Linked DNA regions of Homo sapiens: region 1 is linked to region 2. A link is a loop called in an ENCODE intact Hi-C map of the cell type or tissue named here. Cell type or tissue: endothelial cell of umbilical vein. All regions are shown on one strand. Links, peaks and the distances in the headings refer to the core of each region. The heading gives the core; the rest is flanking DNA.

The links. Peaks named below come from ENCODE experiments on the same cell type or tissue, not always from the same donor. Only the 100,000 strongest peaks of a DNase experiment are listed, where the experiment ranks them.
Region 1: a loop joins it to region 2, with 7 times the contacts of the local background. A loop is called at or near these places in 2 of 110 quality-filtered maps.

What each region holds. Positions count from the first base shown.
Region 1 is chr5:52,053,854-52,070,224 of GRCh38, reverse strand. No RefSeq gene overlaps it. Among named protein-coding and RNA genes, the nearest start is that of LINC02118, 54 kb to the right of the region's middle. In endothelial cell of umbilical vein, for the core only: no CTCF peak of the experiment used is centred there; a DNase peak (open chromatin) is centred at 6,864; H3K27ac peaks cover 416 bases.
Region 2 is chr5:52,131,878-52,148,248 of GRCh38, reverse strand. It overlaps LOC105378961 (a long non-coding RNA gene), which reads right to left. Exons shown (of 4, transcript XR_948318.2): 3 at 15,870-15,989; 4 at 10,759-11,053. Among named protein-coding and RNA genes, the nearest start is that of LINC02118, 130 kb to the right of the region's middle. In endothelial cell of umbilical vein, for the core only: no CTCF peak of the experiment used is centred there; a DNase peak (open chromatin) is centred at 7,978.

The DNA.
Region 1 (16,371 bases), core at 3,456-11,455, 77 kb after region 2:
CATAAGATACCAGAACTTGTACTTCCTGTTTAACTGTAACTTTGTGCCCATTGACCAACTTCTCCAGGTACTGCCCTCCCTTCTACTCTCCTCAACTTCTGGTAACCACCATTCTACTCTCTTCCTCTAAGAAATCAACTTTTTCAGATGCTACATATGGGTGTGATCAGGTAGTGCTTGTCTTTTTGTGCCTAGCTTATTCCACATAACATAATATCCTCCACCTCCATCCATATTTCTGCAAATGACAGTATTTAATTGTTTTATGACTGAATGGTATTTCATTGTATATGTATACCACATTTGCTATATCCATTCATATGTAGATGAGCAATTAGGTTGATTCCACATATGGCTATGGTTGAGTAGTGCTGCAGTAAACATGGGACTTTGGTATAGGTTTGCATAGACCTGCTCACCTCAAAACAACATCTCTTTGACATACTGATTTCAAATCTTTGGATATATATTCATACATGAAATTGCTGGACTATGTGGCATTTTGAATTTTTGAGGAAACACCATATTGTTTTTTCATAGTGGCTGTACTAATTTACATTCCCACAAACAATGCATAAGAGTTTTCCTTTCTCCACATCCTCACCAGCATTTGTTATTTTCTTTACAGTAGCCATTCTAGTTGTTGTGAGGTGATATCTTGCTGTGCTTTTAATTTGCATTTTCTTGATGATTAGTGATGCTGAACATTTTATATATGTTGGCCATTTGTATGTCTTCTTTGGAGAAATGTCTTTTGTCCATTTTTCAATTGGATTTTTTGGTTTCATGCTATTGAGTGGTTTGAATTCCTTATGTATTCTGGATATTGTCCTTTTCTCAAATGGACAGGATACAAACAAATACTTTTTTCCATTCTGTAAGTTATCACTCCACTCTATTAATTGTTTCCTTTGCTGTGAAGAAGCTTTTTAGTTTTATGTAATCCCATTTTGTCTATTTTGCTTTTGTTTCCTGTGCTTTTATGTTCTTATTCAAAAAAATTATTGTCCAGGCCAATTTTATAAATCATTTTTTCTATGACTTTTTCTAGTGATTTTATAGCTTTGGGTCTTATATTTAATTTTTTAATTCATTTTGAGTTGATTTTTGTTTATAGTGAAAGAACAGGGTCTAGTTTCATTCTTCTGAATGTGGATACTAAGTTTTGCCAGTATCATTTATTGAAGAGACTATCCTTTCCCCAATGTGTGATCTTGGCATTTCATTAAAAATCATTTGATTGTAATATGTGCATTTATTTTTGAGTTCTCTCTTCTGTTCTATTAATCTATTTGTCTGTTTTTATGACAGTACCATGCTGTTTTTGGTAACTATAGCTTGGTAGTATATTTTTGAAGTTGGGTAGTGTGATACCTCCAGCTTTGTTCTTTTTTGCTCAAGATTGCTTTGGCTATCTGTGGTCTTTTGCATTTCATATGAATTTTAATTATTTATATTTCTGTGAAAAATGTCACTGGTATTTTTATAGGAATTGCATTGACTCTGCAGATCACTTTGAGTAATAGGGATATTTTAAATTCTTCTAATCAATAAACATGGGATTTTTTCCATTTAATTGTGCCCTCTTCAATTTTTTTCATCAATGTTTCATTGTTTTTAGGGTAGAGATCATTTACCTCCATGGTTGACTTTATTTCCAGGTATTTTATTATTTTTTGTAGCTATTGTAAATGGAATTGCTTTCTTGATTTCTTTATACAAGAGTTCACTATTGGGATATTAAAAACACTATAGATTTTTGTATGTTGATTTTCTATCCTGCAACTTTACTGAATTCATTTATTATTTTTTGATGGAGTTTTAAGTGTTTCTCTCTCTATATATATATGATCATAACATCTGAAAACATGGACAATTTGACTTGCTCCTTCTCAGTTTGGATGCCTTTAATTTCCTCCTCTTGGCTAACTGCTCTGGTTAGAACTTTCAGTACTATGTTGAATAAAAGTGGTGAAAGTGGGCATCCTTTTCATATTCCATATTTTAGAGGAAAAGGTCTCAATATTTCCCCATTTAGTATGGTGTTAGCTGTATATTTGTCATATATGGCCTTTATTGTGTTGAGATATGTTCCTAATATACTCAATTTGTTAAGGATTTTTATCATAAAGATTACTGAATTTTATTAAATGATTTCTTAGCATGTATTAAAATGATCATATGGTTCTTGTCCTTGATTCTGTTAATGTGATGTATCACATGTATTGATTTGTGTATGTTGAACCATCCTTGCATTCCTGAAAGGAACCCACATGATCATGGTGAATGATCTCTTTAATGTGTTGATGAATTTAATTTGCTGGTATTTTGCTGGGGATTATTGTATCTATGTTTATCAACATTTATTTGTAAAATTATAAAATATATCCCATTGTTTAGAAATCCCTCATTACTAATAATTGTTTCTGTAGTCTATAAGTTATACTTACCATCACTAATACTTTCTTGTTTTTATAAAAATGGTGTTTATCTTTTTCATGTCTGATGGTTTTTGTGGGTTAAAACACATAAGAGGATTGAGTAGACAATAATTTGTTTCATATTTCAGAAGCTAAAATCTCTTTTTGTAATAACAGATAAAAGCTGTCTGTATGCATACTTACAACTTTCTTCTGCTGCCTACTTACAACTTCTTTGCTTAACACATTTGTTTCCCCAGTTATTGTTTCTTGTATACATTCTCCATGTAAATTAAGTCTTCTTGAGTCACATAATTTTGAAACTATTCCATACTTACTAGTTTCTGAATGTCATGCTGTGATTCCTTCTGACTACCTAACTTTAATTTAACAAGTTATAATTTTCTGACTAGAAGTTCTTTTGATAATTCATGGTCATCTATTACTTTACTCACTAGAAAATGTCAACTTTCTCATAACTAATTTGCTGACATTTTCAATAGATCCATTAATTTTTTGTTGACACGTTTCAATCGATTTTGGAGAAAATTGTTTAAAATATATACTTTGTATCTTTGTCTACTTATCTCAGTTTTATTAATTTTGCTTTTTATATATTGTTAATTCTGTGTCTAGATTCAGACAGATTGATTGATAGACGAATAGATAGATAGATGATAGAGAAAATTAACTATCCCTATTATGAACATAAAAAAAGATAAGAAAGGTTACTATCACATTTAACTGTACTACTTCTAAAATCAGAACACTTGACTTGGAATCAAGACTTTACCATTTATTAGCTGCATAATTGGGCATGCCCATTACACCCTTGGGGGCCTCAGTTCCCATCTCTGTAAAATGGGATGAATGTAATAACAGTGTTTATCTCATAGCTTTGTTACAGATATTGAAAGAGTTAATACTTAGAACATTACCTGGGCTTACTAAGCTCTCAATAAATGGTAACAATATTATTACAGATTATCATTCTTTGACACATTTACAGCTTTGTACCCACAATTCTATTTTTGGTATAAGTACCACCTGTTTTCATCTTGTTAGCAATTGCATAGCACATTTTTTTTCATTTTCTTTATATTCAATATTCCATTTTGGCTTCAGGCAAGTCTCTATAGATAGCACAGTTCAGAATAATTTTGAAGTTACATTTATTTTCTAGTTCTGTTATTTCTGTGGTTAACTATTGTTATCATCAATACTTGAAATTATCTTTCTACCAGACTAGAAATAAAGTTTTCTAATCTGGCAATAATCACCAGATAATTATTTGGTATTTTGATTCCATGTTACCTTTATATAATTAGATTATTGGGAAATAACAATGTTTTACTATTTTTCCCCTTTCCATTTCTCCTTGAGTCTGACTTCTTACTCTAATTACATTTTGTCTGTATAATATATTCTCTGGTAAATTTTTCAGAAAAAGTTCAGTAATTTTAAAGCATTCTGAGTTTTTGTTATGTCTAAAATATTTACTTGGTTTTCATATATAATTGGGCATAGACACCAATATTCAAAATTATTTTTCTTCACAAATGTGCAAGCATCTCTCCTCTATCCTTCAGTATTCAATCCTGCTTTGAGAAGTTTGATGTTAAACAGATCCTCATTCCTTTGTAAATAATCTAGTTTATTCTCTGGAGAAACGTTTAGTTTTCTATTTTTATTGTGATGCCCTAAAACCTCACTATAAAATGTTTCAGTGTGTGAGTATTGAACACTTCTGCACCACTGTGGTAGGCTATATTTTCAGATGGTTTCCATTGTGATCCTTTCATGGCAAGAGAGATTTTGCAGATTTAATTAAAGTTATGAATCAAGCGATTTTCAAATAGGGAAATAATCTGGGAGGATGGAAAGTCTTATATGTTAGCAGAACTGGAAGTTAGAGATTTAAAGCATGAAAGATATTTGACAATGGAGGCTCTTTATTGCTGCACTAGAGGTGACCATGTGGCAAGTACCTGAGAGGGATACCAGGAGCTAAATCAATCCCCAACCAAGAGTGGACTTCAGTCCTACAAGGATAATGAGCTTAATTCTACCAAAAACTTGAATAATCTTAGAAGGAAATTCTTCCCCAGAAGCTGCAGATAAAAGTCCAGCTTGATTTCGGCACTGTAAGACCCTAAGCAAAGAACCTGGTTAAGTCCATGTGTACTTCTTACCTACAGAACTATGAACTAATAAACAGGTGATGTTTTAATTCACTGCATTTATAGTCATGTGTTATACAACAATAAGAAATAACAAATGCACAATGTATCCTCTTGGTACGTATGTTAGCTATCTCTTATGCCCTATTCTTAGTCAATGTTTAGTCCTATCATTTTTGTGGCAATCAGATTTGCATAGGTATAACCTCACAGCTCCTTTTCTCAACTACTTGCCTCTCACTTTCAGAATCAGGCTACCTCTGAAACTGGTGTTGCATGCTTATGGGAACAGGCTTAGTAGTCATTCATGTGCAACCTGGGGGTAAAAGGGACTTATAAGGCACCCTTGATTACTGGGGCAGGAGGCAGACGTAAAATGTTCTTCAACTTTTATTATCTAGTGATTAATCTATGATATGCTCTGGGCTTATTAAAAGGTCCCTACAGAATGGTCTCAGTTGCACAGATTTTTGACCACTCAACAATGTATCCTTTTATTGATTCATTATCAGTTACCTAGTCCAGATCTCTGGAACCATTGACCAAAATCAACAACCTTTAGGAACCCCCTACTTTCAGAGTCTAATTTCAGCTAAGGCAGTGGGAAATGAGCAATGAGTCCTTTCCATGCCTCCTTTAGGCACTGGTTTCTTTCTTTTGGGAATACAGAATAATCTCATTTTATTATTTTCATTGACATTTTGGAACTGCCATTTTTTTTATATATTTCAATCATAGTATTTGAGTATTTAGTATTAGAAGCTGCTAAATATGTCAGCTCAGATTTTTTGTACCCACATGATTTGAACAACATAAACTACATTACAGACTTCCTGATACCATTTCATTTTTCTATTTTAGTATACTAAATATTCCTGAACACATAGCTTTATTTGAATAATTTTTTGAATCAGTGTGTATGCATGTGAGTATAGACAAATGCATGTTGTTAATTGTTCCCTGATCAATCAAACTGAGTTCAAAAGTTTATATGCTATTTTTTAAAAGCAGTCTTTTAGGTTCTTTGTTGATATGTCTTTACATGATTATCTAAAGAGTAAAAAAAATACTATTTATATGTTCTATTATAACTTCTCTATTTTTATCATCCTAATTGGCCAGAATGTTGGAAGCCTATAGGGTTTAGCTGTATTTCAAACATCCCAATTTGTAGCAGACACTGTTGGTTACCCACAAAACAGACATACCCCAGGGCCCCTTCTGAGATCCAGAGGGAAAATTCGGCTTAGGCTAAATCAACAATGACATTTTCATTACCTTTGTCTATTAGTCTGTTCTCACACTGCCATAAAGAACTACCTGAGACTGGGTAATTTATGAAGAAAACAGGTTTAATTGACTCACAACTCTACAAGCTCAAAAGGAATCATGACTGGCAGGCCCCAGGAGACTTATGATTATGGCAGAAGGCAAAGGGGAAGTAAGCGCATCTTACCATGGTGAAGCAGGAGAGGGAGAGAGAATGGGAAGTGCCACATACTTTTAAACCATCAGATCTCGTGAGAACTCACTCAGTATCATGAGAACTGCAAGGGGGAAATCTGCCCCCATGATCCAGTGAACTTCTACCAGGCCCCTCCTCCGACACTTGGGGATTACAATTTGAGATGAGATTTGGGTGGGGAAACAGGACCAAACCATATCAAGTTACCAGGTATATAATTTGGTATTTGACACAAATTTTACCAGTAGAAGGTAAGAGCACATCAGCCAGGAAGCTTCTAGGAAAATATCCTGCTCTTGAGCCCTGGACATAAGTAAAGGATTCCCCTTTTACTATTTCTTTGAGTGGGATTGTTTAAAATTTTTAATTAAGAGACTTTATTTTTTAGACTACTTTTAGGTTTACAGAAAAATTGAGCGGAGAGTATAGAGAATTCCCATATATTCTTCTTTTCTCCTCTCCTGCATAGTTTACGCTAAGGCTCATTCGTTGTTTTATACATTCTATGTGTTTTGACCAATGTATGGCATATACTCACCATTACAGGATCACCCAGAATAATTTCAGGGACTGAAAACTCTCCTGTGTTCCACCTGTTTGTCATGCCTTCGCTCTCTTTTCCTGAGCCCCTTGCAACCACTGATGTTTCCGGTCTTGCCTTTCCCAGAATGTCATATAATTGGAATTATATAGTACATTGTTTTTCAAGCTTAGTAATATGAATTTAAAGTTCCTTTATGTCTTTTGTGTGGCCTGATGACTCATTTCTTTTTATTACTGAATAACATTCCATTGTATAGATGTAACACAGTTTATCCATTCACTTATTGATTGGCATCTTGGTTGCTTCCACGTTTGGCAGCTATGAATAAAACTGCTATAAACTTTGACATGAAGGTTTTTATGTGAATAGAAGTTTTCACCTCATTTGGGTAAATACCAAGGAACACGATTGCTAGACTGTATGGTAAAGGTATGTTTAGTTTTGTAAGAAACTTTTAAACTGTCTTACAATGTGATTGTACCATTTTGCGTTCCCACGAGCAATGAATGAGAGTACCTGCTGCATAACATCCTCACCAACATTTAATATTGTTAGTGTTTTGGATTTTAGTCATTCAAATAGGAACGTAGTGGTATCTCTTTGTTCTTTTAACTTGCTCTTTCCTGATGACATAAGATGAATATCTTTTCATAAGTTTATTTTGTGTGTGTGTATATATATATATATATATATATATATATAAAAAACATAGAAAATATATATGTATAAGGTGTCTTATATATAAGGTGTCTGTTCTTATATTTAATATTTTAATTCGGTTATTCATTTTCTTATTGTTGAATTTTAATAGTTCTTTGTGTATAAGTCCTTTAGCAGATGTATATTTTGCAAAAACTTTCTCTCAGTCTCCTTTTATGGAACAGGTTTTAATTTTAATAAATTCTAACTCGTCATTTTTTTTTCTTTTATGGATCGTGTTTGTTATGAGAACAACTTAGAATTGTAATGTCCCCTCCTTCCCCAAACTGGAAAGGTGCTGAGAGATCAAAGAATGGCTTGGGTAAGTCTGGTTTGATGAGTAGATGAGTTTATTAGGACTTACATATAGGGCACTCCTGGATAATGGTAGGACAGCTCTAGACGTCTATGCCACCTCCCTTCTCTAAACTGTTTTTGAGCTAATTTTCTGGCTCTTTGTTCATTGTGTTTGAACAATGAAACTGTTTTCCTTGGTAGGTTCTCAGATACTCTCCAGGATGTTTAGGTTCTCAGGGACACCTGTCCATACCTGGGCACCATTGCCTTGGTTCACTGTATAGCCTTCAAGGTTCAGGCAAAGGACACACATCTGTAAATAAGCTAGTCAGGGGCCCATCACACTACAGTGATTTTAGTGTTTTCTCTAAATGCTCATTGCCAAACCCAAGGCCACCTAGATTTTCTCCCATGTTGTCTTCTAGGAGTCTTGAAGTTAGGGAGTGCCAGTTCTCTAACTTTAATTTTCCCCTTCAAAACCATGTTGGCTATTTTGGGACTTCTGTCTTTCCATATAGACTTTCAAATCAGTTTGTTGATATTTACAAAATAAATTGCTGGAATTTTAATTGGGATTGTGTTGAACCTACAGATGAAGTTTAGAAGAACTGACATTTTAACAATATTTAGCATTCTCCTATTTTAAACATAAAATATTGTCTATTTCCTTATAATAAATCTTCTTTGATTTTAAAGTAGGTTTTTAAAAATACTTTTGCAGCTCCTTACTTTGTGAGCTAGGTATTATTCATGCTAAGTGCAGGAATCTGTCACCCTGGACATTCTAAATTTAGCCCAGGCTTCTGGTTCCATGACTAGTATACAGACTGAATTTTTATTTTTATTTAATTCTTACATGTATCAGTGATATAACAGGGAGAGAGTGATTGCACTAACCCTTTCTACTATACTCTCTAGTCCCAAGATCATACTTGCTCTGAACTCTTCATTTGACTGCATTTTGAGATTCATCAAGTCATTGATTGTGTTAAAATTCTTCACATTCATAGTTTCCTTGACAGTCTGATGGATTCACTTGTTCCTCACATTAGCAGTCTTTGCTACAGTGAATGAGAAAAGGAGGAAGGGAGGAAGTGTGAAAAGGTAAGCTTGAGAGTGAAAGGTCTCTGGCACCTGTGTGTGGGTTGTTATTTACATTCTGAGCACACTTCTGCAAGCTTAGTAATATTCACCATTCTGCAGTGTGCCATGAAATTAACTAATGGAGAAACATTTTATGAGTATCCTCATTGAGATTCACAGACTTAACCCAAAAAACAAATAAACAACAAGAACAACAGCAACAACAACAAAAAACCACTAGAGACCATCAGCAATATCCCTAACAAAATAAAAGAGTTTATGAAGGTTGAGAATAATTTTACTCTTACACAGGCATAAACTTTGTATTTCAAATAAGTGATAAATAATCTTTTAAAAAGACAATGTTCATAATGTTTTCGTGGGTTGGATTAGAATTCTATTTCATGTCAGTTCTGCTTGTGAATGATGTCATTTATTGGTAAACATTTCCAAGATATTTTTACATTGACAAAGAAAACAGGTCAGATATGAGTTGTTTTCCTTGATGCTAGTAATCATGTTTGAAATACATTAAAAATTGTCTCAGTTTGAGGTTTAATTTAGGATTACTTTTCTTTCTGTGTATCAAACACGATTATTAGTTTTCTGGAGAACAGTATACATATGTCCATATAACCAGGTGAATCTTCTGTGTTTGTTCCATGTACCGCAGAAAAACAAGTTCATTGACAAACTGTATAAAATGTGCAAACATGGACAATTTTGCCCAGTCTCACCTCTCTACTGGACCAATGAAATTCTCCTAGTTGCCAACTCTATACAAGCCCTGTCTGGGCAGAATTGTTCCTAATAATCCTTGTCTGAAATTAAGTACCCCGTGGCCTAATCCTGCATGATAAAACTTTCTAAAACCCAAGTACTCAAGTTACTCCAGAATTTCATGTGAATAAATTCATCTGATCAGTGGCAAGTTTCTAATGAATTCAATTTGATGCTTGATCCCTACAGATTTTCCAGTGGTCTTTGAGGAGAATTTGGCATTAATTATAAATACGCCATTATATGATTTTTACACTACTTTATCTTGCAACTTTGTAGTTTTAAGAGGCTTAGAAAAATTTTATTGATGGTATAAGGTTTTATGTTTTAAAATTTTACTGCTACTCAGCATTCCATAATATTACTAGTATAATTTATTGACCAATTTCCCTACTGGGTTTATCTATTCTCAGGCTAATGCCACTTTTTATAATATCTATACTTTATAAAATAGCTTGAGAATAACTGTTCTACTTATTTAAAAAATTGTTTCTTCAATTTTTTTTCTTTTACTCTTCTGTGAAATGCTTGTTAAATTTTAAGAAAATCTTGTCATGATTTGGATTCAGATTGTATTGCATTATAGATAAATTTAGGAAAAATAGTTTTTTAACATTGAACCTTCCCATCTAGTAACAAATTCATATTATCTTTATGCAATTCTACTTATGTATTTAGAGTGAGTCTTGAGAGAAAGAAAGTTATCAATACCATCAGTTTCAGTACTGAGTGAAAGATGTAGAACATAAAAAAATCAGCAACAAAAGCCAAAATTGACAAATGGGATCTAATTAAACTAAAGAGCTTCTGCACAGCAAAAGAAACTACCATCAGAGTGAACAGGCAACCAACACAATGGGAGAAAATTTTTACACTCTACCCATCTGACAAAGGGCTAATATCCAGAATCTACAAAGAACTTAAACAAATTTACAAGAAAAATCAAACAACCCCATCAAAAAGTGGGGGAAGGATATGAACAGACACTTCTAAAAAGAAGACATTTATGTAGCCAATAGACACATGAAAAAAATGCTCATCATCACTGGCCGTCAGAGAAATGCAAATGAAAACCACAATGAGATACCATCTCACACCAGTGAGAATGGCGATCATTAAAAAATCAGGAAACAACAGGTGCTGGAGAGGTTGTGGAGAAATAGCAACACTTTTACACTGTTGGTGGGACTGTAAACTAGTTCAACCCTTGTGGAAGTCAGTGTGGCGGTTCCTCAGGGATCTAGAACTAGAAATACCATTTGACCCAGCCATCCCATTACTGGGTATACCCAAAGGATTATAAATCATGCTGCTATAAAGACACATGCACGTGTATGTTTATTGTGGCACTATTCACAATAGCAAAGACTTGGAACCAACCCAAATGTCTACCAATGATAGACTGGATTAAGAAAATGTGGCATATATACACCATGGAATACTACGCAGCCATAAAAAAGGATGAGTTCATGTCCTTTGTAGGGACATGGATGAAGCTGGAAACCATCATTCTGAGCAAACTATCACAAGGACAGAAAACCAAACACTGCATGTTCTCACTCATAGGTGGGAATTGAACAATGAGAACACTTGGACACAGGGTGGGGAACATCACACACCTGGGCCTGTCATGGGGTGGGGGGAGGGGAGAGGGATAACATTAGGAGATATATCTAATGTAAATGACAAGTTGACCAGTGCAGCACACCAACATGGCACATGTATACATATGTAACAAACCTGCACATTGTGCACATGTACCCTAGAACTTAAAGTATAATAAAAAGAAGAAAATAAAAAAATCCAGAAAATAAATAAAGGATATACAATGTATTAATCTTTAAATAAAAAACATATGTATTTATTAAGAGTCTACTTGTTAAGTGTATTTTTGGATATACATATAGAGAGACATGTGAATTTTACCAATATGTTCTTTAAAATTTATTTTTAGGTAGTGAAATTTTAGGTTACTTTAATTTTTCTACTCATTGTTTAAATTTTTGAAATCATTGTAATTAGAATATTTTGTATGATACAGAATCATAAAACTGTCATATTATACTCAATGTTAATGAATAAATAATTTTTTATATTATCAAAATGGCCATATTGCCCAAAGCAATTTACAGATTCAATGCTGTTCCTATCAAACTGCTAATGACATTTTTCACAGAATTAGAAAAAACTATTTTATAATTCATAGGGAACCAAAAAAGAGCTCAAATAGCCAAGGCAACCATAAGCAGAAAAAACAAAGCTAGAGACATCATGTCACCCAAGTTTAACTATACTGCAAGGATACAGCAATCAAAACAGCATGTTACTGGTACAAAAACATACACATAAACTAATGGAACAGAATAGAAAGCCCAGAAATAATGCCATATACCTACAACCACCTGATCTTTGACAAAGTTAACAAAAACAAGCAATGGAGAATGGACTCTGTATTCAATAGGTGGTCCTGGGAGAACTGGCTAGCCATATGCAGAGGAGGGAAGCTGTACCCATTCCTTATACCGTATATAAAAATCAATTCAACATGAGTTGATTAGACTTAAATCTAAAACCAAATACTATACAAACCCTGGAAGATAACCTAGGAGATACCATTCTGGACATAAGACCCAGCAAAGACTTCATGACAAAGATGCCAAAAGCAATTTCAACAAAAACAAAAATTGACAAATGAGACCTAGTTAAACTAAAGAGGTCTTGCATAGTGAAAGAAATTATCAACAGAGTAAAGAGACAACCTACAGAATGAGAGAAAATATTTTCAAACTATGCATCTCACAAAGGTATTTTATCCGGAATCTATAAATAACTTAAACAAATTTACAAGCAAAGAACAAACAACCCCATTGAAAAGTGGGCAAAGGACATGAACATATCCTTTACAAAAGAAGACATACACGAGGCCAACAAGCATATGCAAAAATGCTCAACATCACTAATCATTAGAGAAATGCAATTTAAAATGACAATGATGTACCATCTCACACCAGTCAGAATGGCTGTTATTAAAAAGTCAAAAAATAACAGATGCTGGAGAAGTTATGGAGAGAAGGGAATACTAATGCACTGCTGGTGGGAATGTAAACTAGTTTAGCCATTTTGGTAAGTAGTTTGGCAATTTCTCAAAGAACTTAAAACAGAACTACCATTCACCCCAGCAATCCCATTATTGGGTATATACTCAAAGGACTATAAATTATTCTACCATAAAGACATAGGCATGCTTATATTTATCACAGCACTATTCACAATAGCAAAGACAAGGAATCAACCTAAATTATCCATCAATGGTAGACTGGATAAAGAAAATATGATACATATACACCATACAATACTATGCAGCCATAAAACAGAATGATATCATGCCTTTTGCAGCAAAATGGATGGAACTGAAGGCCATTATCCTAACCAAACTAATGCAGAAACAGAAAAACAAATACCACATGTTCTTACTTAGAAGTGGAAGCTAAATATTGAGTACATATGGACTCAAAGAAGGGAACAACAAATACCAGGGCCTAGTTGAGGGTGGAGGTTGGGAGGAGGGACAGGATTGAAAAACTACCTATCAGGTACTATGCTTATTACCTAGGTGACAAAACAATTTGTACACCAAAACCCTGTGACATGCAATTTACCTATATAGAAAACCTGCACATGTAACCCTGAATCTAAAATAAAATTGAAATAAAAATTAACCAAGTTTGTTTTATTCTGCTTGTTATTATTTTTTCTTCATTTATAATTTTAAATGAGGAATATTTCATTTTCTTTCAATTACATTTCAACATCAATTAAAATAATATTAAGCAGGGCACAGTGGCTCATGCCTATAATCCCAGCACTTTGGAAGGTCAATGAGGGAGAATAACTTGATCCTGGAAGTTCCAGACCATCCAGGACAAAAGAGAACATGGCTCTACATAAAAAAAAAAAAAAAAAAAAAGCATGATATGGTGACACACACCTGTGTTCCCAGCAACTCTGGAGGCTGAGTCGGGAAGGTTGCTTGAGCCCAAAATTTGGAGGCTACAGTGAGGTATGATCCCACCACTGCAGTCCAGCCTGGGTGACAGAGCAAGACCCTGTCTCAAATAATAATAACAATGATAACAAATTTTATTTTATTCAAATTTTAATAACAAAATTCATTCATATGTTTTTGAACATTTAAGTATGCCTGTATTTCTGAGATAAGCTGCATTTGGTTATTATATTTATTATTATTAATATTTTAATTGCATTAATATTCATAATTTGCATTACTTTTTAAAATTTCATACTTACATATTTTGATTGGTAACCAGTCAAAAAATATTTCCATCTTTTTCCTAGGATAGTAATATGGTCTGAAAGTTTGTGTCTCCCTAAAATTCACATGTTGGAACTTAATTCTCAATATGATAGTATTAAGAGATGTGGGCTTTAGGAGTGATTAAGTCTTGAGCAGGGAACCCTCATGAATGAAATTAGTATTCTCACAAAGGAGACTTGAAGAGCCTCCTTTCTCCTTCTGATATCTCAGGATACAAAGAAGATGCCATCTAGGAAGAATGAGTCCTCATCAGACACCATATCAGCTGGCACCTTGACCTTAAACTTCCCAGATTCTAGAACTGTGAGCAATAAATTTCTGTTGTTTATACATTACACTGGTTAAGGCATTTTGTCTTAGCAGCCTGTGTAGACAAAGACAGATAGGTACTACTTCAATAGCGAAGGAATTATCTCTTTCTTCAAAGTTTGCTAAAACTCACCTGTAAAATATCCTTGTCCTGGCACCTTTTTAAGAGGCATATACTCGACTTTTCTTTCAATATCTTCAAAAAATTTAAGCCATTCACTTTTTTTTTAATTTTTTGAGGGAACTTTGATCATTTAATTTTTTGAAAAATAGATGACTAATCCAGGTTGATGGTTGTCAACTTGGGCAACCCACAGACGATGTCTAGAGTGTACGAGAGTATTTTTGACTTTTACAATAACTAGGTAGACTCACTAGATACCAGTAATGTATAGAAGGCCCAGTAAACATGATCCAATACATTGGACAGCCTTTACACAAACTAACAAAATAATCCTCAAAATTGCACCTATGAGAAACATAAACCTAATAATGGAGATTCACTGGTGTAATGATGTACATAATATTCTTTCATACGTTGAAATAGGTATCATTTAAATGTCTTTATTATTCCTTTTCAACATCTTAATAAGACTTGCAAAGATTTTTTAGACCACCACTACAGTCAAGATACAGAGCAGTTTCATCACAAGTACAGACTCCTCTATTGCTCTACCGCTTTTTAACCAACCATTGGCAGCCATTAAGCTGTTCTTTATCTGTATTATTTTCTCACTTCAAGATTTATATAAGTGAAACCATACAGTCCATACTTTTGTATTGGCTTTATATTTCATTCAGCATAATTCCCTTACAATGCATTCAAATTGTTGTGTTCATTTTTTTACATCACCGAGTATTACATTCTGTTTAACCATTCACAAGTTGAAGAGCATTAGTTGTGCATAGTTTGGGCTATTATGAATGAAAACGCATGTAAAGATTATTGTGTTTTCTTATCTCCAGGACACCACCATGAAAACGCATGTACAGATTATCGTGTTTTCTTATCTCTGGGATAAATGTTCAAGAGTGCAGTTGCTGGATAGTATGATAAGGAAGTGTTTGGATTGTAAGAAGTCACATATTACTTTCCAGAGTGGCTGAATTATTTTACATTCCCACCAGAATTGTTCAAGTGACCTGTTTTTTCTTCATTATTGCTAGCATTTGGTTTTGTTATTATTTTTAAAGTTACCTATATAGAAGCACATTGATACCTCATTGTGGTTTTAATTTGCATTTATCTAATGACTAATGATGTTGAAGTATTTTAATGTATTTGTTTCTCATCTGTATATTCTTCTCAATGAAATTTCTTCTATCTTTTGACAAATTTTGTCAAATAAACATTTGTTTTTATTTTTTATACTCTAGATAGAAGTCTTTTGTTGCATATAGGTTTTTGTAAATATTTGCTCCCAGACTAAAGTTTGTCTTTTCAATCTATAAACAGACTATTTCACAAAGCAAAATTTTTTAATTTGTCTGAGGTCCAGCTTATCGTTTTACTTTTATAAATTGTGCTTTCAGTGTTAAGTCTAAACACTACACCTAACCCCAGATTATGAATATTGCCTTCAGTATTTCTTAAACATTTTATAATTATACATTAAGTCATTGATCCATGGGAATTAATTTTGTATAAGGTGTGAGGTTTAGATAAATCCTTATATTTTTGGCCTAGGTATGCCAATCTGTCCCAGCACCGTTTTCTGGAAAGGCTATTTTTTCCTCCATTGAATTGTTTTTGTATCATTGTAAAAAAAAATTGAACATATTTTTGTGGTTCTATTTTTAAGATCTCTGTCATGTTCTATGGACCTATGTGTCTATCCCTTCTCCAATACTCTACTGTCTTAACTACTGTAACTATGTAGCAAATGTTAACATCAGAGAAAGCAACTTCTCCCATTTTGTTCTGCTTTTAAAATTTATTTTATTTTATGCTGTATGGCTTTCCAAATTATTACAGGTTTGTATAGTCTACAAAAAAAACCTGACATTTTGATAGATATTGCATTAAAACTAGAAAAAGAAATGACTAGTAATTATTATTTTTCTATGTTGAGTCTTCCAATCCATAAACGTGATATGTTTCTCCATTTTTTTGATTTTTAAAAAATTTTCTTCAAAATCATTTTGTGATTTTCAGGATGCACATTTACATGTTTTGTTAGATATTCACCTATCATTTCATATTCTGTGGAGACACTGTAAATGGCATTCAAGTTTTTATTTGATTTCCACATGTTTGT
Region 2 (16,371 bases), core at 4,307-12,306:
GGACACTCCAAAAAGATAATGATTTTTTTTACCTTTCCTTACTTCATCCAAAAGGCAATAGATATGATACTTTAGCTAGGAAAAAATAGTACTACAAAGATTTCTCAGGCATAAGTAAGTTGAAAGTGGTTAAAACATAGGATTTTATAATTAACACTTACAGTTTTTCAATTCATATTCTGATAATGGATCAGAATCATTCCAACAATTAGCTCACTAAAAAATAATGGCAAAATGCTATTTTTAGAACAATTTTTGAATATCCTTTCCTAGCATGATTTCTACCAACAAACCCCTGCTGATATTTTGTTGAATTTCTTGGCAATTTGCCTGATGGAAAAAAAATTCAACTAATAATTTACTTTCCTTTCTCTTTTTATTTCTTTTCACATGTTCTCAGAGAAGACAAATGCTTTTTTTATTCCTTCAAAAGGAATATTTTAAAATGGATTGGTTTTGTCTTAATTCTTAAAAAAAATTTTACATTAATTCTTAATTATATAATTGAAGAAATGATATATTATTTTTAGCTTCCTTAAATTTGATTAACTTTTAAGAATTGTTGTTAACACCTACATATTTAAAATATGGTTTACTTTAAACAATAGTTAAACTTTTTTTTCTAAGGAATCATGCATTATTACACTCTACTTATGAAGATGAATATACATTTTACGTTCTTGTAAGAAAAACAATTTTAAAACTTCCATGTGTGCAAAGAATATTTCTCTCACTCTCTTGATATCCCTTTCTCCTATGAAATATTCATAATAATACATGAAGTATTCAAGACTTAATTTCATCCCAAAATGCAAATCAAAAATTATTAGACCCTAAATTTTTGAAAATTCTCTCTGTATTTTCCACATGGTATTAACTCATTAAATATTTGTTGAATACAATTACTGAAAGTATTTCAAAGTCTTTCTTATGCTTAAATGAATTTTCAATAAAGAATAAATAAACTAGTAAACATAGTAAATTTATACACTGGAATACCTTTAATATATAGGTGTAATAAAACATATTCTATATACTGCATTACGAATTTGTGAACATACAAAAAAATCTTTATTGGAAGCGCAGAGACAATCAACTGCATTCAGTTTGCGTGGGAGGACATTTTTAGTGAAAACTATTGTAACACTTTCCATACTTTAAATCAGAGTTTTGTAATGATAAAATTTAATTAGTACTGGATAATTTTGGGACTTAAAAATATAGTACAATAAAAAATGCCATCCGTGAACTTCTCTATATTTATGTTGTATGAGATATATCTAGAAAACCCAAAGAAATAAATATTTTTAGTTAGGAATTTATTTTATAAATCCTCTCTCCAAAACACTAATAATATATGGTCAATTGCATGGTCATAGTAAAAGCATTGCGAGCAATGCATAGAGCCTTGCTTAATCTTGCTTATTCTTTACTAAGATAGAAAGTATTGATAGCACAGCAAAGCTCTCAAATATGAACATATGAGTTTGTATGTTGGCTTATTTTTAATAGTTTGATACTTGTGATCCATTTCTAATTGTATCTTAGAATTTTGAGGATTATTGTAGATGATGAGCTAACGTTAGGTTTTCCAACCTCCAACTTTCATCTTTAAGAATTTAACATATTCTCTTAGATATTTGCTTAGGAGAGGTAAATTTTTTTTCCTTAAAAGGATATAATTTGAAACCTGGGAAATATCTTAGTCCACCTCTTGAGTAACTTTTCCAGATAACAGAGAAGGGAAATTAGTCTAGAAAAGTTGGTGAATTTTAAGGATGATGCAGTAACAAAGTCAAATACCTTGAAATAGGACAACAGTTACCACATCTAGATTAATTTTTTTCCACGGTGTCGAACCTCTATCCAGAGCTTTATTAGATATTTAAATCATATTTCTTATGAAGGCTTGAGATGAAAATTTGATTTCAACTAACAACCTTTCCCTTTGCTACCTGCCTTTTCACTTATCCTTCTTGTTTTCCTGCATATCAAATTCTGCCAGCTGAGAAAAAAGTGTCTTGGGGCTCTCCTCCCAAAGATAGGATAATTTTGATGTCAGAATTTATCTAAACTCCTATTGAATATTTCATAGGTGTAAGTTTTTATTGATAATTTAGATGAGTTTTTAATACCAATCATCTTTTACGATAAAAAATTTATAAACTTATAACAGTAAGATTGAGCAATCAATTTTTTTCTGATTAGTGAACTTTATTTCGCAGAGCAATTTTAGGTTTACAGAAAACTGAGTAAGAAGCGCAAAGACATACTTTCCACTCCGTTCCACCCCTGTACACAGCTGCCTCTTACAGATGTCTTGAATTGATATAGTACATTTTTTATAATTAATGAACCAATATTGATACATTATTGTTAACAAAAGTTCATTGTTCACATTAGAGTTTACTTTTTGTGTTGTGCAGTTGTGTGGATGTTTCCAAATGCACAACGCCGTATATCTACCATTATAGTATCATACAAGAGTTTCAATGCCTTATCTTCCACAATACCCCGAACCAACCTCTGGCAACTACTGATCTTTTTTACTCTCTCTATTGTTTTGTCTTTTCTAGGACGTCATATAGTTGGAATCATACAGTATGTTGCCTTTTCAGACTGGCTTCTAACAACTAACAATATGCATATAAAGTTCCTCCATATCTTTTTGTAGCTTGATAGCTCATTTTTAGGTTGCTGAATAATTTTTCATTTTATGGGCATACAACAGTTTGCCTACCATTCAACCATTAAGGACATCCTCATTATTTCCAATTTTGTTATGAATAAAGCTGCTATACACATTCATGTGCAGGTTTTTCTGTGCACATAAGTTTTTACCTCCTTTGGATAAATACATAGAAACACAATTGCCAGATGGAGTGGAAAGACCATGCTAGCATTATTAAGAAACTGTCAAACTGCTTTCCAAAGTGTCTGTATCAGTTTAGATTCTCATTAGCAGTGAATGAGGGTTTCTGTGGTTCCACAGCCTCCAAAGCATTTGTTGTCAGTGGTTTGGATTTTATTCCTTCTAAAAGATATGTATTGATGCCTTTGATTTCATTTTGCAGTTCCCTAATGATATATAATGTTAAGCAACTTTTCATATTTATTTGCTATCTGTATATCTTCTTTGATGGAATACCTGCTCAGGCACATCAAGAAAATTATACCCAAAGAAAAATTTGATAAGTTGGATTTCATTAAAATTAAAACTTGTGCTCAGTGAAAAACTATTAAGAGAATGAAAAGACGAGCCCTAGACTTGGATTTAAAAAATGCAAACACATATCCAATAAAGAACTTGTATCCAAAATGTACAAAAAAGTCTTAAAACTCATAATAAGGAAACTGAAAAATCCAATTAAAATGTGGGCAAAACATCTGAGTAACCAATTTTTTAAACAGCAATAAGCATTCTGTACTCATAAATTTAACTATAGAACTCTATAAAAACTAAAGAACTACTTAGTTTGTATAATTTTGATGTTTATCAGTCTTTAATTTTTAAAAGACTGTTTTCACACTAAAAGGGAATTAAATGGAGCACTCAAAGGCCATTAACTGGGAAAAGCAACTCTAACACATCATTAACAAAAATGAGAAAAATGCTTTAGTATATATTATATTAATCAGTATAGATAAATAAAATAAAGACCAAAAGAATAATGCTGCTTTATTATTATTTTTAAATAACAGATTTATTGAGATATCACTTGCCTACCATAAAATTCATGATTTTTTTTTTTGAGTTGGAGTCTCGCTCTGTTGCCCAGGCTGGAGTGCAGTGGTGTAATCTCCACTCACTGCAACCTTCACTTCCAGGATTCAAGTGATTTTCATGCCTCAGTGTCCTGAGTAGATGCACACCACCATGCCCAGCTGATTTTTGTATTTTTAGTAGAGACGGGGTTTCACCATGTTGGCCAGGCTGGTCTCGAACTCCTGACCTGAAGTGATCTGCCTGCCTTGGCCTCCCAAAGTGCTGGGATTACAGGTGTGAGCCACTGCGCCCAGCCACATTCATAATTTAAAGGTGTATAATTTAGTGTTTTTTGAGTATAATCACGGAGTTGTGCAATCATCACCATCTAATTTTAGAACACTCACTTATCACAATGCTTTCGATATCTGTCCATGTTGAAACATGTATCAGCACTTCATCCTTTCTATTGCCCAATAATATTCTATTGACATCATTTATTATTGGCTTAGAAAACATTTTATGATATCTCATGCAAGATATCTGCTGAATGTTGACTATGTAACTAAAGATTTTCTTCTAGCAGTTGGTAATCAATCTTAAAAATGGCAAATAGTTTCAGCAGGGCCAAAGACAACTTTGATAGGATAAAAAAAAAAACCAGTCTTCTCAATTTTTCAGTATGTATTTAAGGATGCAGCAGATAAAATTCAAGAATATAATTAAGCCTTGTGCAATATAACTTAAAGAAAAACCAAAGACCTCTTCTACTGACCTTCAAAATGTATAAGTATCAATGGCTGAGTGAAAATAAAGCTAATTATTACAAAAAGAATTAGAATTTTAAAAAATAAAAATGTTGTGAGAAAGTGAAACTATTCAAAAGAAACGTTTAAATGTTTTTGTAAAGTATTGATTGTTTTATAATTAATAAATTTAAATGTTATAAGGTGATACATACATATTTCAAGATGAACAATTCTAAGTTTCCTCTATTTATAGAAAACCTGTTAGGAAATCTTACAAACTCACTAGGTAACTTGCTTAGGTAGTATGAGTGCTATTATTCTGAAATACCAACATGATTTTATTGTGGTAGATATATAATTATTTTAACAGATTAAAGACTCATTTATTCACTGAACCAATTATAATAAAATAATTTGTTCCATGTGTTTATTATGCAAGGATTACATTTTCCACAAACTAAATATAACATTTAACATGTTACATGTTTAAGAAAAATAAAGTCCTTTTACATTTAATTAAAATTATAAATTGCAAAAGTTATCAAATTGATGTGAAATCTACACTAAAACCTTTTCAGAGATTCATAAGAATGCCGAAAATGCACAAAAACAGGTTTTGTTGAGAACAAACTAGTCAAAAACTACTTTAGTTCTTTGCCCTGCCTTGAATGACTTGAACATTGTGCTAGTTTGACATCTTTAACAGTTTTAACAGATTTTCATCTGGTGGTGGTATAGGCTGAGCTTTCTGGCTTACTTTAGAAAATGTAGCACTGAGAAATCTTATGACCACTGTTACTAGCTCCCTTGGTGTGATGTGGCCTCAACAGTTACACCTTATAAAAATGGATCATTCTAAATCAATAAATAGCAGATTAACCTTTAAAATTTACATCGCTGTCTAGAATTTATAAATTATTTTGGTAATCACAAGCCTATTTCTTGTGATCCAGAGTTTACTATTCATCTTATTTATATTTATCTATAATTTTAGCATTAGAAAAAAGTAAAACAACAAGTAGAAGTATACAACAGTGTTACCATTGAGACCATGATGAAATAGTACACATTAGGTGATCTCATTCAACACATTTGTATAGATAACATAAAGAATGATGACTATAAGAACTTTATAATGTAATATATGTAAAGTTGCATATCCTATATGTCACTTATAATACAGATTTATTTGTCTCAAGAATAATTTAATCTACTGATGCATTATTGTTTGATTAGAAAAACAATTTTCCTGCAAGTAGTTTTATGTAGAAAGTTTTGAACTAAATAGGCAGACAAAGTTCTTTAAGAAAAATATTATAAAAAGCATATTGAAAATCAGTTACAATGTTCCACATAAATCAAAATAGTCCTGAAAATAATAGCAGAAAATAGCCATTGATGATGAAGTTTAAGGACAAGAAGTTTGATGGGTAGGAAGGAGACATACTTAACAGTTTATAGAAAAAAAATCTTTGATTCACCCATGGATTTTCAGAAAAATTTAGTTCAGTCAGCAATGACTCCTGGCAATAGATAGATGTGGTAAAACACACATCTAAAAATATATTAGAAGCCAAAAGTCTTCAATGGATTCAGAATTCTGTCTAAACATTTCTTTATATTTCTGTGTAGGTTTTTAATTACACTGATATATTTGTAGTACTGCGTTAACTTGAAATGATTTTATAAACCTGCCTTTCTAGTATAATTATGTTGATAATATTTAATTTAATTTATATATAGATTCAAACTGTCAATTAAATGCTGGTAATTATTGACTTCCACAAAGGAAACTCTTTTTCGGTAATAACTGCCAATCAAGTATCTTTCTATATCTCTGCTATTTCCTAGGCTGAATTCCACCAAACAGAAATTATGTTATTTGAATAAGGGTTGCAGATTACTTATCATATTATTTGAATACACGTAGAATTACTCCACAAATTGAGGAGGTTGCTTTGGATTTTAATGTCTTTGCTAGGTACTCTCCCTAGGCACAAGCAAAAACAGTCATGGATTTGTTTTCATTTGCCAGTTCAGCTAATTTTGTAAGTGCATACAAATTTATATCTGTAGCACTGAAACATATGTAGTACATTCCAAATTGGATAGACAAAATGAACTTGCCATTTTAAGGGAGCATGACCCTTGCCAAGACTTTTTGGCATTAGGTCTCAGCTAAGGGATCATTATCATTAGATCAAGTGTCTTACTTAATCCCTCATTGTAAATTAATCTCTCTCAAATGGTCACTCTCCATGACATCATTCTATTTGTATTTTATTCATAACTTTTACCAGTGTCATATTTGTTTATGTATTTGTTTTCCTAGGTATTGTCTATCTCCTCCAGTAGAAAGTGTCTTTTCCTCAAGGGCAACGTCTTCTCGTCTTGTTCAACTTCATATCCCTAGCACCTAGAACAATGTCTGGCATAGAGAAAGTGCTCACAATTATTTGTGGCATGAGTAATTCTCCCATCTCACATGTCTGTAAACCACAATACTCAGATCAATTAGTTTAATGGAGATGCCCACAACCTAATTTTTAATCTGACCTACCCAATATAGTCTCGGCACTATTGACATTTTGCGTTGAATTGTTGTTGTGAGGCACTGTCCTGTGCATTGTCCTATGTTTAGCAGCATCCTTGGCCTCTACCTACTACATGCCAGTGACACTCCCTTCCCTTGCCATGGCAATAAAGAATTGCAAAATGTAGCTCCAGGAAGGCAAAATTTCTTGGTTCAAACCAATGAAATACAAAGATGTCTGTCTTGCAGACCAATCACATTTAATCTTTGTATCAACTTGATCTCATAAGCATTTTCTATATTGTTTATTGAGAACTTAGTTCGCCTAATCAAGACACTCGAAAACACAAATTTCTCCATATACTCTCTTATTCCCACCTTTAAACCACCACCAAATTCTTTTCATAGTTCATTCATAATATCTTTTCATTCTCATTGAGAGTTATGTTTCAAGCTTTTTTCAACATTTCCTTGAATGACTGTATTTCCTTGGTATGACTGATTAATTTACCTAATGAAAACTTGGAACAGTTTCATGCCTTAATCCTGTGTCTTAGTCCATTTGTGTCGCTATAAAGGAATACCTAAGGATCAGTAATTTATAAAGAAAAGAGGTTTATTGGCTCACGGTTCTGCAGGCCATACAAGAATCATGACACCAGCATCTGTTTCTGGTGAGGGCTTCAGGATACTCCACTCATAACAGATGGCAAAGAGGAAGGAGCGTGTGCAGAGATCACATGGCAAAAGAATAGAACAAGAGAGGAGGGAGGTGCCAGGCTCTTTTAAACAATCAGCTGTGAAGGGAACTAATAAAGCGAGAACTTACTCATTACCACTAGGATGGCATCAAGCCAATCATGAAGGATCCACTGCCAAGATACAAACACCTCCCACCAGACCCCACCTCCAATAGTGGGGATTAAATTTAACATGAGACTTGGCAGACCAGATAAACCATATGCAAACCATAGCACCTTGTCTCAGCAAGCTTGGGTAGCATGGTTATCAGAAGAATCTGGTACAGCTGATATAGCTATGCAGCCTGTCATTTCCAGTGTTTCCTGTTCTCTTTTCTAACAAAAAGCTAATAATTTTCTCTTTGTCTCTGGGACTGTGGTACACTTTAGTCATTTCTTCATAGGAATGGACTTTATGCCATTTTATTGTGAGTGACTCTCACACCACCCACTGGCTCATAGGACTCTTGATTATTCATTAATCATTTTAATTTCTATGCTTGCCACTGTTGAGATTTTCCACATTTCTTGAAGCCAGAGAGTCAAGTACAATTAACTTTATTTTATTGAAAGCAAATTATTTCGACTTTACTCTTTAAATTCCATCCTGTGACAATAGATGTTACATTACTGATTGACTGGAAATCAATGATATTTGGGCAATATCCTGAGATGATTTAAGAGAAGTACGTTGAAAGTCTCCTACTTTCTGCCTCAACAGAAGAAAAAAAAAAGTCAGTTTATAATCGTTTGCAACTTCCAGAATATCCTTAGTTGTACAAAAAGGTGACATTTTTAAATTCTTGATATCAATGCCTTCATGCACATGTGCCTACACACACAGACACACTACATTTTTATACACCAAAATAATCAAAATGCATACTTAAATGGTTATTTTCTTCAACTCTAAGAAAAAAAGAAATGGTTGCAACAAATCATCTGTACTAATAAGGAACAAAGTAAAATTGTTTTGTTGCACAGTGGTAATAGATTGATTTAGCAGCTGTTTCTTAAGCTTTATTTTTGACATATTCTGGCTGGATGTACTACTTTTTTTTTTATTTTTTATTTTTATTTTTTTGATACAGAGGCTTTGCTCTCTTGCCCAGGCTGCAGTGCAGTGGCATGATCTCAACTCACTGCAACCTCTGCCTCTGAATTCAAGTGATTCTTCTGCCTCAGCCTCCCAAGTAGCTGGGACTACAGGCATGCACCACCATGCCCAACTAATTTTTTTATTTTTAGTAGAGATGGGGTTTCATCATATTGGCCAGGCTGGTCTCGAGCTCCTGACCTCATGATCTGACTGCCTCGGCCTCCCAAAATGCTGGGATTACAGGTGTGAGCCACTGTGCACAGAATGGATGTACTACTTTACAGTCATTTTGTAACTTGAAAACTACATTTTTTAAATTTTTCACTTGTATGTATTCACTGTGTTGCAAAATAAAAATTAACTTATTAATTTTCCAAAGAGGAGACATAAGTAAAATTATATTGTCCATTTTGAGACATTTCCTAGGTAGAAAGTAAAATCTCCTAAAATTTTATAAACACAATTAAATGACCAACAAAAACAAAAACTTCAAAATACACTTGAAAGTTAGGTTTACAAAATTTATCTTTATATTTTGTATCAGTAAAATATGTTAATCTGAATCATTTCATTAAAATAAGACTTAGAGGTAGATTTCTCCAATTTCTGTGATCACTTCTATTATACTGTTAAGAGTCAATGATTAAGTTAATTAGCTTGATTGGATCTTTCTACAAGGTACACATTAATCAAAACTATACATCATACCCCATAAATATACACAATTATTATTTTTCAATTAATAATAAATTAATTTTAAGAATGTTTTTCTAAAAGAGTCAATGACTGTATTTTTATGAGATTTAAAATATTTTTAAATTTATGTGCTCATTTTAAAATTTAGATTCATCTATAATATTTTAAATTAAAGAATAAAACAATTTAAGATCTTATTCCAAAAAAGATGAGAAAATAACTAATATTTTTAAATGGAAAAATTACATTTCTAATTCAATAAGGTAATTGAAGTGCATGATAATTTATACAAATTTGGTATTTTAGATCATAATTTATCAAATTCAGATTCTGTCCATAGTATCAATAATATATCATGTCTGATTTATTGTTCATTTACATAATATGTTTATTTTAATTACATTCAATAGCTTTACATACAGAAGCTGATATACATTTCTTATTTTTATTTACATACCTGTTTACAAACTAAAATTTTATTCCAAAGCCTTGAGTTCTATCAAATAGATATTTTTCTGATGATGGATAATATAATAGGTTATTTATATGTCAAAATAAAATTAGACCCGTCCCACTCAAGCTCACCATGTTATAACTTTATCAAAACATTTATCCAATAGGAAAATGTTTCAATTTTTAACATTTGAGATAATCCAATAAATGTATTAATATTCTAAGGCTAAATTTTAAATTGAAGAACTTTTCATTTCTTGAATTTCTAACTCATTTTTCTTTCTTTTCAGTTCCCCCTTACAGAGGGCACTAACATTTTTATCTTTTGATTTAACATAAACATGGAATTTCGTAGAAAGAAATGATTTAAACAGCAATTATATAACTAAAAAGATAAACTGCTTTTCTTTTCCACAAATAAAAAGGGTTATAAAAATGACCTACACAATAATCTCTTTCCTGATTAAATTTCTCATTTTACTTTATTCAAATTTAGGAAAATCAACCATTTTTTACCTGGTATTTCCAATCCCATTTTTATTTATAATTTAAGTATTCTGTATGATTTCTTTAATACACAAACATGAGTGTAATTAATAAAGTAAAGTTCTTTGAAAATAGTTTTTTGGCAGGTACATGCAGACCTTCAATTTCAAAAACACACTTGAACAGTAATTATAAATAATGGTTTAGTGTCCCAGAGGGTCTTGTCAGTGCAATCATTTATCTGTGTAAAAGTCTGTCTTAAATTTTGAATAAAAACCAAGGCACTAAATGTCTGGATTAAATGCTGACTTCTCTGAAGCTAAAAAAGGCATGTCTACCAATTTTAGTTGCTTTTCTTTTATTTGGCATTCATACACTGTTTCCCCTTAACGTGACAGTCTAAAGCAGACAAAGAAAAAGAGGCACTACACTTTTAGAGAGCACAAGTGACTGACATTAGGACCTCTTGACTGTGTGTCTTGCAGTCAGGGACATCCAGAGTGGTGCAGGTGGGGCTTGCACAAGGCCAAGGAACATCTGCTTTGCCACGATGAGAGTCAATGATAGTGCTCTGTGTTATCCTGCAACAAGCTTGAAGGTTAGGAAAAAAAAAAAAAAACAGAAAGAAAAGAAAAGGTTGTAGAAATTTCTATCACAAACAGAGCTAGTGCCAGCAGGTGAGACTGTAGCCCATTTGCGCATGAAGAGCTCCCTTAACAAATAAAATCATATTTTCTTTTCAATGTAATCCACAAAGATGAAGGGCAGAGAGTATCATCTTGGATCAGAGAACAAAAAAGATAGAAATAAAACAAATCTGATACATCCTAAGTAGCACTACTCTTATCACTTCTCAGAATATGTATTAAATACCTCATTTCAGCCAAGCCCTGACTGAGCTATCGCGAAAGAGCTGCTGTAAAGAGCTGCTGGTTTGTTGCAAATGTTGTACCTAACAAATAGATTGATGGTTGAGACTTGGCTCAGATATTTAAAATAATATGTTGTTTTTCTGAACATTTTCACATCTTGGCATATTACTCTCACATTTTGCCTGGATTCTTCTACTGTGATCCGTGGAGATGTTCCTTTCTAGAGAGTCTATGGGCACCTTCAAGGATGGGAGGGTATTTTTGACATCTCTGGTCATTAGCAATTATGCCTGGCAATAAGTGTTTGTTAAATGAACCTAATAATCTTAAAAGAATGTGCTCATTCTTCTAATTTGATTTTACTTGCTCATCAGAAAGTCAATACAGATCATCTAAAATATAAATCTTAAAATATTTTGTTTTATTTTGCTTTACTGGAAAACACAGTGCAAAAATCAATTAAATATTTAATTTTATTTAAACATGTTTATTTTGTAGTGTTCTTGTTAAAACTAATTTTGGCTTCTGTGAGGAGACAAGGAGCATGGTATTCCAACTTAGAATGCACTAATAATCTATTTTGTAGCTTCCAAAAATATGAGAAGTGTTCTCAAAAATGATCTTGCAGGGCTGGGCGCGGTGGCTCACGCCTGTAATCCAAGCACTTTGGGAGGCTGAGGCAGGCAGATCATGAGGTCAGGAGATCGAGACCATCCTGGCTAACAAGGTGAAACCCCATCTCTACTAAAAAAAAATACAAAAAATTAGCCCGGTGTGGTGGCGGGCACCTGTAGTCCCAGCTACTCGGGAGGCTGAGGCAGGAGAATGGCGTGAACCTGGGAGGCAGAGCTTGCAGTGAGCCGAGACCATGCCACTGCACTCCAGCCTGGGCGACAGAGAGAGACTCCATCTCAAAAAAATAAAAAATGATCTTGCAGGAGTATGTTCCATGGGTTTTCAAGACACGTATGAAATTCCAATGAACATCAGCAAGTCCCATTTCAATGATCTTACATAATGATATAGAAGCTAAAACAAAGATGATTTCTTCTAGATTGCTGAAAACATTTAAAAATTCACTATGTATTTTCAGTCTCTATATTTTTTATGGTCTGAATGTTTGTACCTCCTCCAAATTTATATGTTGAAACCTAATCACCAGTGTGATGGCATTGGGATGTGGGGCCTTTGGGAGGTGATTAGGTCATGAGAGCAGAGCCCACGTGAATGGTATCCAACCTTTAAAAAGAGTCCCCAGGGAGCTGCCTTTTGTTTTTCACTATGTGAGGATGCAGAGAAAAGTCCCCTTATATGAACTAGGAAATGGGCCTTCACCAGACACCAAGTCCACTGGCACTTTGACCTTGGACATTCCACCCTCTGGAATGGAGAGAAACCAATTTATGTTGTTTATAAACTACGTAGTCCATGGTACTTTGTTGTAGCAATCCAACTGGACTAAAACAAATTTTTTTTTTTTTTTTGAGACCCAGCCTCGCTCTGTCACCCAGGCTGGAGTGCAGTGGTGTGATCTTGGCTCATTGTAAGCTCCACCTCCCAGGTTCATGCCATTCTCCTGCCTCAGCCTCCCCAGTAGCTGGGACTACAGGCACCCGTCACCACGCCCGGCTAATTTTTTGTATTTTTAGTAGAGACAGGGTTTCACAGTGTTAGCCAGGATGGTCTCGATCTCCTGACCTCGTGATCTGCCTGCCTCCGCCTCCCAAAGTGCTGGGATTACAGGCGTGAGCCACCGCACCCAGCCTAAAAGAACATTTTAATCCTCAAAACAGAATATTTAAGGATATCAAATTGGGGTAGAATAGCAGCATCTGAATTTCTACACTGACCAAATATAGTTTTTTTTTTCATATTAAAGCTTCATAAAGAGATTGTACATTTATTATTTCAACACTACTGTTGAATTATTTTAAACCCTTCTGGGCTGCCAATAAGCAAACCCAACTACACAATAAATGAGAAACCCACATACCATTCCCATGATAAACTCAAAGAAAATTTTCTCCAAGACAAATAAAGGATAAGATTATATTTTAATTAAATATTATTGTATGTATTTTGATAAGTGCACCATAAAGAACTGCTTATATTGAGCTGATATTTTTATACATTATAGATTTTAAGAATTATTTTAACTCATAAACATCTTTTTTAAAATTACTCAATTTAATATTTTAAACCAAAGTTCAAAAGAGGTATCTTTTTGCTGTTGTTGTTGGGGTGTGCTGATTCTGGGTATTTCTGTAAGCCTTTGTACATATTACAATTACAACCCTACTGAAATGCACTGTCTGAGCTTTCTAAGCCAATTATGAATCTTGGAAGTGCAGCTCTGCTTCCTGACCAAAAGGAAGCCACCCAAGCACAATATTATAACTCCTTAGAGAGTAATTTTTCCATAATGGGTTTTACTTGAGTGACTCATACTGATTATATAAGATGCAACACAATTAAATACGCTTCTGTGTGGCTTTGCACACATGCAGTTGCTTCCTCAAATAACCTTAAAAAAGGAACAAGTAACGGCATACAGATTACCAATAGCCACTTCAATGGAGAAGCGTAGAAGAGGCTAGATAGGACAAGAAGAACTTTAGCAGAGGGAAACAGCAAGGCTCAGGAAAAAGAGGTTGATTGTTTCTTTAAGGTTAGGAGTCATAAGGCTGATGGAGAGATGGGGGTTAGAGATATGATTTGAAAAGAGCCAATTAAGTCCAGAGAGGCAGGGAAGTGGTTCCAGATGGCAGGTAAAACACAGGAGAAAGGGAAAGTGGTGGAGTGGGTAGAGGTGAAGAGGGTGAAGAGGGGGCCTTGAGAAAGAAACTAGGGAGGCTTTTAAATCTGAATTTAATGACAGAATAAAACAAGTACAAAAAAGCCAATGTTCTGAAACAATTTTCAATAACAATCTAATGTAATTCAAGTTCAGAATTTTAAGTATATTTGCAGCTGAGAGGTCCAACAGCATAATCCTTCACAAGAAGCTTCTTTTTCCTGCCCTAGCCTCCCTCCATCACCACCAAAACCTATGACATATACACACAAAAAATCACATGACTTATAGCCCACATTTTGAAAGAGGCTGGTATATTTTTCAAGGTTGTTTAACTCTGTAAGCATGAGATTTACATGTATTACAGGAAAATAAAAATGAATTTATAAACCCATGTTTTCCAGACTTGGGTTGAATTTCCCATGGCAACCTACCAATTTTCCTTATGGGGTTTAAGAGGTAAGGGAGGAAGAAACTTCATGTAAAAATGCCCTTGATCGCTACTCTTTGTTCAGACAGTAGAGACGGCCCTTCTTAGAACAGCAGAGATTTTCCCCAATACAACACTCAATCTGTTTTCCCAAATGACAGCCCTCTTTGAGTATTAACTGCCAGAGGTGGAGAGCAAATACTTTTTTGTTTCTGCTCTTCTATGGGGTGGCATTCTCAACAGTAGAAGTCAATGGCACTGAGTAAACCTGGTTCCATTGAGAGCGTAAGTATTTATTAAATATGTACTGGTTTAACTTTTTATTGGGTATCTATTATGGAGTAAGCCCTGTGCTGTGTAATACGGATGCAGTGACCAGTTAGGCAAAGTATTCTTCAGAAGTGTATACACAAGTGAGGGCATAGAATTCAGAAGACAGCTACAAAGCCAAATAAGAGAAATGGTAAGGGTAAATAAAAGGGTAACACATAAAACTAATGCTTATTCGTTGATGAGACATCAAGAACAGTTTCCATGATAAGTAGATCCCAGTAGCTTTAAGAATCCATACTATGCACAAGAACCCAAGGACAGAAACAATAGTTTCCAGGAGTTAACAGTAGCTGTTCAAGTTGCCTGGTCTCACAACAGTATATTTTAGCTCTTTTTAAAAGCTTTGGAAGCTTTGGCTACCGGTCAGTGTAACTTATTAAGCCACTCTCAGAATCACTTTCTCAGTATTATTGCCTCTGCAGAGAAAGAGTCTGGCTGAGAAGCCTTGAGTGTCAAATATACTAATGCAACTAACATAATAAAAATGTCCCCAGAGACATAATCTGGTGTAAGGCAGAGTAATATCAAAGTTTTAAAAAGCTTTATTGACTCTTTTTCTTAAATGTTCCAGATCAGTGGTTCCCAAACTTGGCTTCATAGTAGAATTGTCTGGGGAGATTTTTGTAAAAAGACAGATACTTGCACACACAATTCCAACCATCACCCAGAGACCTGTTACACAGCAGTGGTCAATGAAGCAATTCTAGGAATATACATATATAAGCTAGATTTCACGTACGTTAAACTCCCTTTTCAAAAATGCAGGTTTAGGATTTGGCAAATACTGGTTCAGGGAAAAAAATAATTGGCATTTGGAGACAGCAGTAAATTCTCCATTTGCCGCTAAGTTACTGTTTTCTTCTCTATGACTCAGGATCCAACATTCAGCACTGGCACAGGACAACATTAACCAGAGACGTCTACTCTCCTGACCAATGAGGTGCAGACTCCAGGGCAATGCTTCACCACAACTCTTACCTGATGTACTCAAAGACGATTGCATCCAGATGCCATCAACAAAAGTCTGAGTTTTGCCCTTGCCAGTACCAGAGATGGATAATGCTTCACTGTGTAGGGAGGATTTGAATGGCGAAGAGCCTGGATAGGAGAAAAGACAAGTTAATTAACCTGTCAAATCATTCTGTTCAGAGAACATAAATTCAAAGGAAATTGCATAATGAAATAACATTTCCATTTTCTTGGTTTTTTTTGTATTCTGATTCATTGTTCAAGAGGTACCTACAAATTAGTATGGTTTTGGCAAAGATCAGATATAATGTCTGAGGAATTTTGCAATGTAAAACAAGTTATATGATTCTTAAATTTGTATGTGCTTAGGACTAACAGGAAATGTAATTCTGATCCTTTACAATGGTTACTAGATAGATATCAAATACTAGAACATATATGAAAAATGTTTATAATAGGCGTAAAAAAATTAAAGACCTCTGTAATGTAAAAGAAGATGTTTAAAAAGTTA